2 separate regions of the Homo sapiens genome follow, and region 1 is linked to region 2. A link is a loop called in an ENCODE intact Hi-C map of the cell type or tissue named here. Cell type or tissue: OCI-LY7. All regions are shown on one strand. Links, peaks and the distances in the headings refer to the core of each region. The heading gives the core; the rest is flanking DNA.

What was found. Peaks named below come from ENCODE experiments on the same cell type or tissue, not always from the same donor. Only the 100,000 strongest peaks of a DNase experiment are listed, where the experiment ranks them.
Region 1: a loop joins it to region 2, with 2.6 times the contacts of the local background. A loop is called at or near these places in 2 of 110 quality-filtered maps.

The regions. Positions count from the first base shown.
Region 1 is chr14:95,887,300-95,891,688 of GRCh38, reverse strand. The region is part of intron 1 of TUNAR (transmembrane neural differentiation associated intracellular calcium regulator); the gene reads right to left. Among named protein-coding and RNA genes, the nearest start is that of TUNAR, 13 kb to the right of the region's middle. RefSeq lists an enhancer at 1-527. In OCI-LY7, for the core only: no CTCF peak of the experiment used is centred there; DNase peaks (open chromatin) are centred at 1,918 and 2,628; H3K4me3 peaks cover 1,825 bases; H3K27ac peaks cover 2,577 bases.
Region 2 is chr14:95,607,645-95,611,960 of GRCh38, reverse strand. No RefSeq gene overlaps it. Among named protein-coding and RNA genes, the nearest start is that of LINC02318, 36 kb to the right of the region's middle. In OCI-LY7, for the core only: CTCF peaks have their summits at 495, 2,174 and 2,380 (motif pointing left); DNase peaks (open chromatin) are centred at 480 and 2,380.

The sequences.
Region 1 (4,389 bases), core at 174-4,173, 280 kb before region 2:
ACACGTAACAGACAACAGAGCCAAGATCAGGAACAGCTTCCCAACTGCATGTGTAGCGAGTGTATAGTAATAGGGAGATGAACTTGGCAGCAGAGACTCTGGTCCAATTCCTGCACCATCTCTCAGGAGCCGTGTGGCCCTGGGCAGGCTCCTGAGGGTGTCTGAGCCTTTTTCCTCATCTGCCATTTTGGGCCAGTAAGCCTTGCCCTATCCCAGACTTGCTAAATTTGACCTGTGCCCCCGAAGGGGTTTTATAAACAGAACTTATATGAATCGCAGGGCTCTTGTGGAGAGAGGGCGAAAATTATTCCAAAAGCCAGTGGTTTTCTCCAAAAAAGGAATCAACCGTCAAAGTTGACGTCATGAACACAACCGCTGGCAGCCTGTGTCTTCAGACTCGGAGGTGGGTGAGTGAAAGGTTCCTCTCAAGCTCCAGGGAAAACCCCCGAGCAGGTGGGACCTTGGCTCTAGCTTCCGAATGGGGATGCACTTTCAGAAATCAGTCACTTTGAGTGTGTCTGCATATGCCAAACATTTGCTCTAATTAAAAGTGTTTGCCAACACAGATTTCTAATTTGCGAATGTTAGTTCGACCTCCACGTGGCCGAAGGGCTATCTTTCTAAATCACAGACTAGATCATGTCGCTTCCCTGCCCCCCAACTTCAGCAGGCTCCAGACACGGGTCGATTCTTTCTGCTGCTGTCTGGGTTGTATTATTGTTGTTAACAATGATTTCTGAGGACTCCGAGTGCTGTGGGTCCCGGTGTAAGCCCACAGACCCGTTCAGCTCTGTGACCAAAGTCTCAGCTGTCAGGGGTGAAATGGGAAAACCAAGAATACTCTGATTAATTTAATTACATTTGATTAATTTGATTAATGAACAAATTTAAAATACTTTCACGATTCTAATATTAAGGTCTTCCTGTTTTCTAAATTATTTATCACATGCTGATGAGAGAGGGCAGATTAAAATTGGGCAATCTTATACCAATTTCTCAACTAAACAAATATCCTCTTCTGTGGACATCAAAAGGCTGGCAACCACCACCCTAAACCAGAATTGGTTTTGAGGCAAAGGTGTAGTGAACGTGCTATTTCTCTCTCCCCTCTTGCACACCCTACCTGGGGAGCCTGTCTCAGTGACAGCCTCGAGGGACAGCTTTCCCTACCATGTGACACCACCTCCCAGCCACAGCTGTTTAGAGCAGAGGGCTCCTCACCAAGCCAGGCCACTCTACTTCTCTCCTGGGAAATTAGGCCCCGGGGAGATGGAGTGAGCTTTGAGGCCACACAAATGTAGGGTTGGGGCTGCCATACTGGGGTGACCATTGTTTGGCCATATGCTCAGAGGACGAGAAGAAAAACCTGAAGTTGGAGAGGAAGGTTAGAGACAAAGGGTACAAGATGGTGAGACCTGGGGCTCCAGACAGAGAGGAAGGAAAACATCCTGGTCGCTGATGGCTTCATTTCTCCTTCACGAAGCCAGACTACACTTCTTGCTTCGATTTCCATGAAATGCCAATTTCTTATAAAAAAAAATCTCCCATTGCTGGGAAGCTAAAAAAGGAGAAGTGCTTGAGCCTAGGAATTCAAGGGTGTAGTGTGCAGTGACTGCGCCTGTGAATAGCCACTGCCTTCCAGCCTGGGCAACACAGTGAGACCCCACCCCTTGGGGAAAAAAATCTCCCATTGCTTAGAATCATTTGTCAGTTTTTTTTTTTTTTTTTTGTCTTTGTGTCCCTCTAAATTCCATGAGGAAGGAGACTAGGTAGGCCTCGTGAAATGCTCACCAGTAAAAAGCTGTTTCCTAAATGGTTGAGTGGAGGATTCACGGATGGATGGGCTGGCTGGGGTGTCAGACGCAGGAGCCAGGAGAGCAGCCATCTCTGCACTGCCACCACCCCTGCAGGTGCACAGGAAGGGAGGCCCTTCCGGTACTCTGCTATGAGAGACCAGCCAGAAGCCAGACAGGGGTGACGGCTCCGTGGGCTTACAGGGAAGATGAGTCTCTGCTTAAGTTCCTCCTCACGAGGGAGGTCTACCCTTGGTGAAGGACCAGGAGACAGGAAAGCCAGAGTTACGGGGAGCAGTCAGCTCCCAGTCACGGGGCTTGCCCAGGGTGCAGAGAACCTGAAAGTTCACAGCCTAGGAGAGGACAGCAGCCTGCTAAGTGGTGGCCAGGGCAGAAGAGTGAATAGTGGAGGCGGAGGAGGAGGAGGGGGAGGGAGAGGAGGGGGTGAGGGGTGGAGGTGGAAGGGCAAGCCAACTTCTCCTTCACATGCAGCAGGCACGGTGCCCAGGGCCCACAGAAATGTTCCAATTTAAAATCAGAAGGAAAACAATGAACTTCTGGGTAGAAGAAAATCTTTTAATATGTAACATTAATATGTTCATCTTTATATCAGCTCAGTCCTAAGAAATAATTTTTAATTTTTCTTTTTATGGTGGAAGAGGCCCATGAAAACAGAATTGCCCAGGACCCAAGAAAGTGAGAATGTGGCTCCAGGTGAAGGGAAGGGAGGCCAGGGACAGCAGGGGAGGGGAGGGGAGGTGGTCTGCCCCAAGGGTTGGTATAAAGGCCTCTTTGAAGCTGAGAAGCAGCAGCTGGACTCGCACACAGCTCTGCTTCCTTCTTCAGAAAGGACATCTGAAGGGGAAACAGCTCACATGCTTACAGAGGTCCCGTTTCACGGGGCCCGTAGTGCTTCACACTTTACACTGCAGAGGGGTGACGGCCATGCTCGGGATCCGACACCCCACTCTGCTGCCTTGCAACGGTCTACCTTGTGTAAGTCACCTAAGCACTCCGTGGTGGCTTCAAACGTACTGGCATCCTTCGGCACTCCTCCCATCAAAGGATGGAGTCTAACTGCCCCCCCCATCCCCTCGAATATGGGCTGGCCTTAGAGACTTGCTTCTAAGGACATGCCGGAAGTGATACTATGTGACTTCTGAGGCTCGATCACCAAAGAGGATAGAGACAGACACCCCCACGCACTACAACCTCTTGCTCTCTCTTGGGTCAATGGAGCCCTAGACTACAGGTAGGCAGTATGGCTACCCAGCCACACGGAGCGTCCACAGAGCGATGGAGAGTCTCAGCTGTGCCAGCCTCCCCACTCCCACCCTCAGGCTGTGCACCCCTTCTCACTCAGGGGCCAGACATGCGAGTGAGGAAGCCTCCCAGATGATTCCAGCCCCAGTCACAGTCTGACTGCAACCTCACATGAGGCCCGCAGCAAGGCCACCTAGCTGAGCAAAATAAATGATTATTCATGTTCAAAACCATTATCTGAGGTGTTTTTGTATGCACCAATACATACTCGAAGGCTTAGTATTTTCATCTGTAAAATGGGAATAATAAAATTAACTCCTTTATCAAGCTATTGTACACATTCAGTGAAAGAGTCCACGGAAAGGACTTATTGCACAGGGTCCCTACCCCAGTAAGCACCCAGCAAATATTAATCAAAGCTGGGATTACCATTAATTGTTGTTATTATGCCCATTTCTCAGAAGAGAAAACAGGACTCATAAAGGCTGAAGCAAATTGTCCAAGAATCACACAGGGAATTAGAGGATAAGCTCAGATTTCAATCCAGGTCTGTCCAGTGCCTCACAATCTGACTCGAAGAACAGCTTCAAATAAAAGGTGCATGTCCCCCAAAGTGACTGTGACAGCCATCAAAATCCTGTTGAAGAACTGCCATTCCAATGGTGAGATTGTAGGCACAGAGTGCCGCCAGCCAAGTGCAGCAGAATCTGGGAGGTAGTAGGTCCTTGCCCAGGAAAACAAAAGGAACTGAGGTCAGATGCTCAAAATGTCTTAATAATAATTACCCTGAATAACCACACAGAACTCATACATTTTCTACACTGCTTTGTCATCCATCATCTGGTCGGGTCCCCAACCCATGAGGATAGTTTTTATAGCTTTGCTCTCCTCTTTCATTAAAATGTGAGTCAATAAGGTGGTGAAACCTATGAAATGTGCCAGCAGGTAGATTAGTACTGTCCGAAACTGCAATAATTTATGGACCTCCCAAGATTATTTATCCAATACATATATTTACTAAGTTTGGGGGTAATAACCTGGGAAAGTTTGCAAACAATTCCTTTATGTTGCACGGGGCTGTGACGGATGCATTTTATGAGCAGGAACTGTACTTACAGATCTGCCTGATAAAGCACTGAAGGTTTGACTGTTTTGAAGTCAGCCAGCAGAGCTGTCATCAGCTTCTTATGCATTTAGGAGAACCTACTTGATAAGGTGAGAAACAGTCAGGAGCACCAGGCTGCCCCAAAAGCTCAGCCAGACTGACCGCTGCACAAGTCCCTTTGCACACTGCATCCCCCATCCAGTCACTAACAGGCCAGGAGTGACTTCC
Region 2 (4,316 bases), core at 317-4,316:
AAAATAAAGGAACTATAAGATTTCTACCAAACCCAGATCATATCCCATTAATAGAGGCAAGGAAAATCCTGAAAGTAATTGGTCCTAAAAGTCACATGCCGTTTATAAAGAGTCACACACTGCCAAGGGGGAAGGGGAGGGCTGAATCAACAGGGGAAGGCTTAATTAACTTCCTCGTGTAAATAATATTTACAAATTGCATCTGACAAGAGAAGTCTTTGTACAGTGAGTAACTCCTCCTGCGAATTCTCAAATGAGTTTGCCAGCTCTGACCTGCGTTGTGTGGGTGGCACTCGGGAAGACTCACAACTGAGAGACCGGCTGGGATTTAAAAAGTGCTCCTCCTTAAATGGGCACTGGATGGCAGATAAAGCAACTTTACTTATGTGGTGGCTGTGTCCCAGGTGACCTGCCCAATGGCCACCTGCATGACTGTAGAAAGAACCATTGACACGGCAGAAAGAACTCATAGGTCAATCTTCACATGGTCTTCCAGCAACCCCAGGAGGTGAAAGAGGTGAAGTCTTCACTCTCACTTCACAGAGGAAGCAGTGGAAGCTCAGAGAGGGCCAGTGATGCTCCAAAGTCACACAGCTACTGCCCAGCAGGATTCAGCCCCAGACTCAGGTCGTCCAATGCCCATTCAGGTTCTGGTCCACTTCAGGCAGGTGGACTGAAGCCTAGGGAGGAAGACAAGGTGGAGAGAAGGAACCACCAGCTCATTCTGTTTCCCAAGCAGGGGAATGGGTATTCATGGACTGCCACAGAACATCACCACCTTGTTCAGCTCCAAAGTGCTGTGTGGAGTGTGGCCACTGAAGTCCCCATGAAAACCAGCCCATCTCACGTGCCAAATGTGCAAAAAGGGGCAAGGAGGGTCTTGAGCTGTCAACCTTGTAGCATAAAGTTTTCTAGCAGGAGAAGCAACACTTCTTAACCATTCAACTCTACAAATCTGGAGGGGCCAGACATCAATGCAGATAAAATCGTACAGCAACCATTCTTTCCTTGGTCTCAACCTCACCTGGAAAATGTCCCCTAGACACTACTAAAGCATCTTTTGACCTGAAATGATATCACTCCTTTCTCTTTCTCCTTTCCTTTCTTTCTTTCTTTCTTTCTCTTTCTTTCTTTCTTTCTTTCTTTCTTTCTTTCTTTCTTTCTTTCTTTCTTTCTTTCTCTCTCTCTCTCTCTCTCTCTTTCTTTCTTTCTTTCTTCTTTCTCTCTCTCTCTCTCTCTTTCTTTCTTTCTTGACAAGGTCTTGCTCTGTCACCCAGGGTAGATAGAGTTCAGTGACACGATCATGGCTTACTGTAGCCTTAACCTTCCAGGCTCAAGCCATCTTACCATCTCAGCCTCCTGAGTAGCTGAGACTGTGGGCACACAACACCATACCTGGCTAATTGTTTGTGTGTGTGTATGTGTGCTTTTTTAAAAAATGTTTTGTAAAGATGAGGTCTTCCTATGTTATGCAGATTGGTCTCAAACTCCTGGCCTCTAGCCATCCTTCCACCGTGGCCTCTCAAAGTGTTGGGATTACAGGCATTAGCCACCATGCCCAGCCTCTCACTTGTTTCTTGATGGGATTTTATGTTTAATTTGTTTCTTCATTCATTCATTCATTCATCCATTCATTCATTCATTCACTCGTAAGTAGATAACTAGATAACTAGATCCTGGTCCTGCCCTCAGGAACCATGGCGATGTTTGCAGTACTAGGAGAGGATAAACACTGAGAATTAAAGGAGCCAGAAGAGGGGTACCTCGCTGTGTTCTGGGTAAAGTAGGAGGTGAAGGAAGGCTTCCTGGAAGAAGTGGAACCTGGGCTAAGCCTTGAAGGATAGGGGAAGTTATCTGGGTAAGACATGGAGGGCAGAAAGGTAAGAGTGAGAGCAAGTCATCCGAGGCCTATAGACCAGAGAACACCATGGAATATCTGGGAGCATGGTGTTTATACTGGTGGAGCAGGAGGTTCTGAGCCATCCCAGATGGATGGAGCCAAGAGATAAAAGCAGAGAGAGAGAGACAGGACCTTGGGAACCAGACTGAAGGAGCTTGGACTTGATCTCTAAGAACAGCAGAGACAGCTAGTGGAGAGCATTAAGTAGGGAAGTGACGGGGTCAGATTCGTGTGTTAGGAAGACCAGTCTGGCATCTACAGGGAGAAGAGACTGGAATCCAGAGAAGTAGGCAGGGAGGACTGGCAGGATTTTTCTCTCTCCCAGCTCAGCCTCACAAGGTTGGTTTCCACAAACCCTTCCATGCCAAGCAGCCCTGGTGCCCTCAGTGAGATCTGGAGCCCAGACACCTTGGGATTCTGGGCGGCAGGACCCATATGGAATCTTTACCAGATCAGCTCTCTGCTGCCCCCAACTGTCTCCAAGAGGCCCTTTGGTCCTTGCAGGCTTTTTCTAAACCTCTTAGAATCTAGCATAGGGGTAGCAAACTTTTTCTGTAAAAGATGAAGTAGTGCGATATTGGACTTTGCAGAATATACGGTCCCTGTTGCAACTACTCTACGTTGCAACACGGAGGCAGCCACAGACAAAATAGAAACAAATGAGTGTGGCTGTGTCCCAATAAAACTTTATTTACGGACATTAAAATTTGAATTGCACATAATTTTCACAAGTCACAAAACATTCTTCTTCTTTTGTTGTTTTTTTAGACATTTAAAATGTAAAAAATTCAGAAACAACAACAAAAAACAAATAACTCAATTTAAAAATGGGCTAAGGACTTGAAGAGACGTTTCTCCAAAGAGATATACAAATGGCAAACAAGCACATGAAAAAGATGATCAGCCCCTCTCATCATGAGAGACATCAAAACTAAAGCCACGATGAGATGTCATCTCACCCCTATTGGAATGGCAACTGTCAAAACACAAAGTAACGCATATGGACAAGGATATGGAGAAACTGGAACCCTTATGCGCTGTTGGTGGGGATGTGAAATGGTGCAGCTGCTATGGAAAACAGTTTGGCAGTTCCTCAAAAAATTCCAAATAGAATTACCATAGATTCAGCAATTCTACTTCTGAATATATACCCCAAAGAATTGCAAACCAGATCTCAAAGAGATCTTTGTCGACCCATGTTCTTAGCTGCACTATTCACAGTAGCCAAGAGGTGGAAGCGACCCAGATGTCCATCAATGGATGAGTGGATCAACAGAGTGTGCTATGTACATACAGTGCTATTCAGCCTTAAAAAGGGACAAAAGTCTGACATTTGCTACACCATGTGAATGAACCTTGAGGATATTATGCTAAGTGATATAAGTTAGTCACAAAAAAAGACAAATACTGTATGATTCTACTTACATGAGGTACTTGGAGTAGTCAAATTCATAGACACAGGAAGAATGGTGATGGCCAGGGCTTCGGGGAGGGGAAGATAGGGAGTTGTTTCATGGGTATAGAGTTTAAGTTTTGCAAAATAAAAAAGTTCTAGAGATTAGTCTTACAACAATGTGAATATACTTATCACTACTGAACTGTATACTTAAAAACAGTTAAGGTAGTACATTTTATGTTATCTATACTTTACCACGGTTTTTTTTTCTTTTGAGACAGAGTCTCGCTCTGTCGCCCAGGCTGGAGTGACGTGGCGTGATCTCGGCTCACTGCAACCTCCACTTCCCGGATTCAAGCGATTCTTCTGCCTCAGCCTCTCAAGTAGCTGGGACTACAGGCACATGCCACCACACCCGGCTAATTTTTGTATTTTTAGTAGAGATGGGGTTTCACCATATTGGCCAGGCTGATCTGGAACTCCTGACCTCGTGATCCACCTGCCTCGGCCTCCCAAAGTGCTGGGATTACAGGCATGAGCCACCGCGCCAGGCCCACACAATGTTTTTTAAATGTAGAAACCATTGCAAGCTGGGACACTATACAAAAACAGGTGGCAGGCTAGACTTATTTGTTAGTCCATAGTTTGCTGTCTCCTACTCTAGCAGAACAAAATCCATGGACTTCCAGAACCCTTCCTTAAAACCTCACAGCACCCCTTCTGAAGTTCTCAGAACCAACGGCATTTTCCAATTTCCTCACAGGGCTTGGGAAGAGAACTTTTGCTGATCTTAATGAAATATGACTTTTGAACTCCAAATTGGGATTCAGTGAATGGAAGCAACAGAGTCTGACCCATACTATGAATTGGTCCCAGATCTGTTTCTACCTTTCTCCTCCTAGCATGAGTGACAGGCACTGTAAATCCTCTACGGATGCAGCCTCCAGAGGGTTCAAGCCTCCCTGTGATTGGGAAGTGCATTGTCAAGTTCACACCTGATTGGTTTGTCACATAACATTC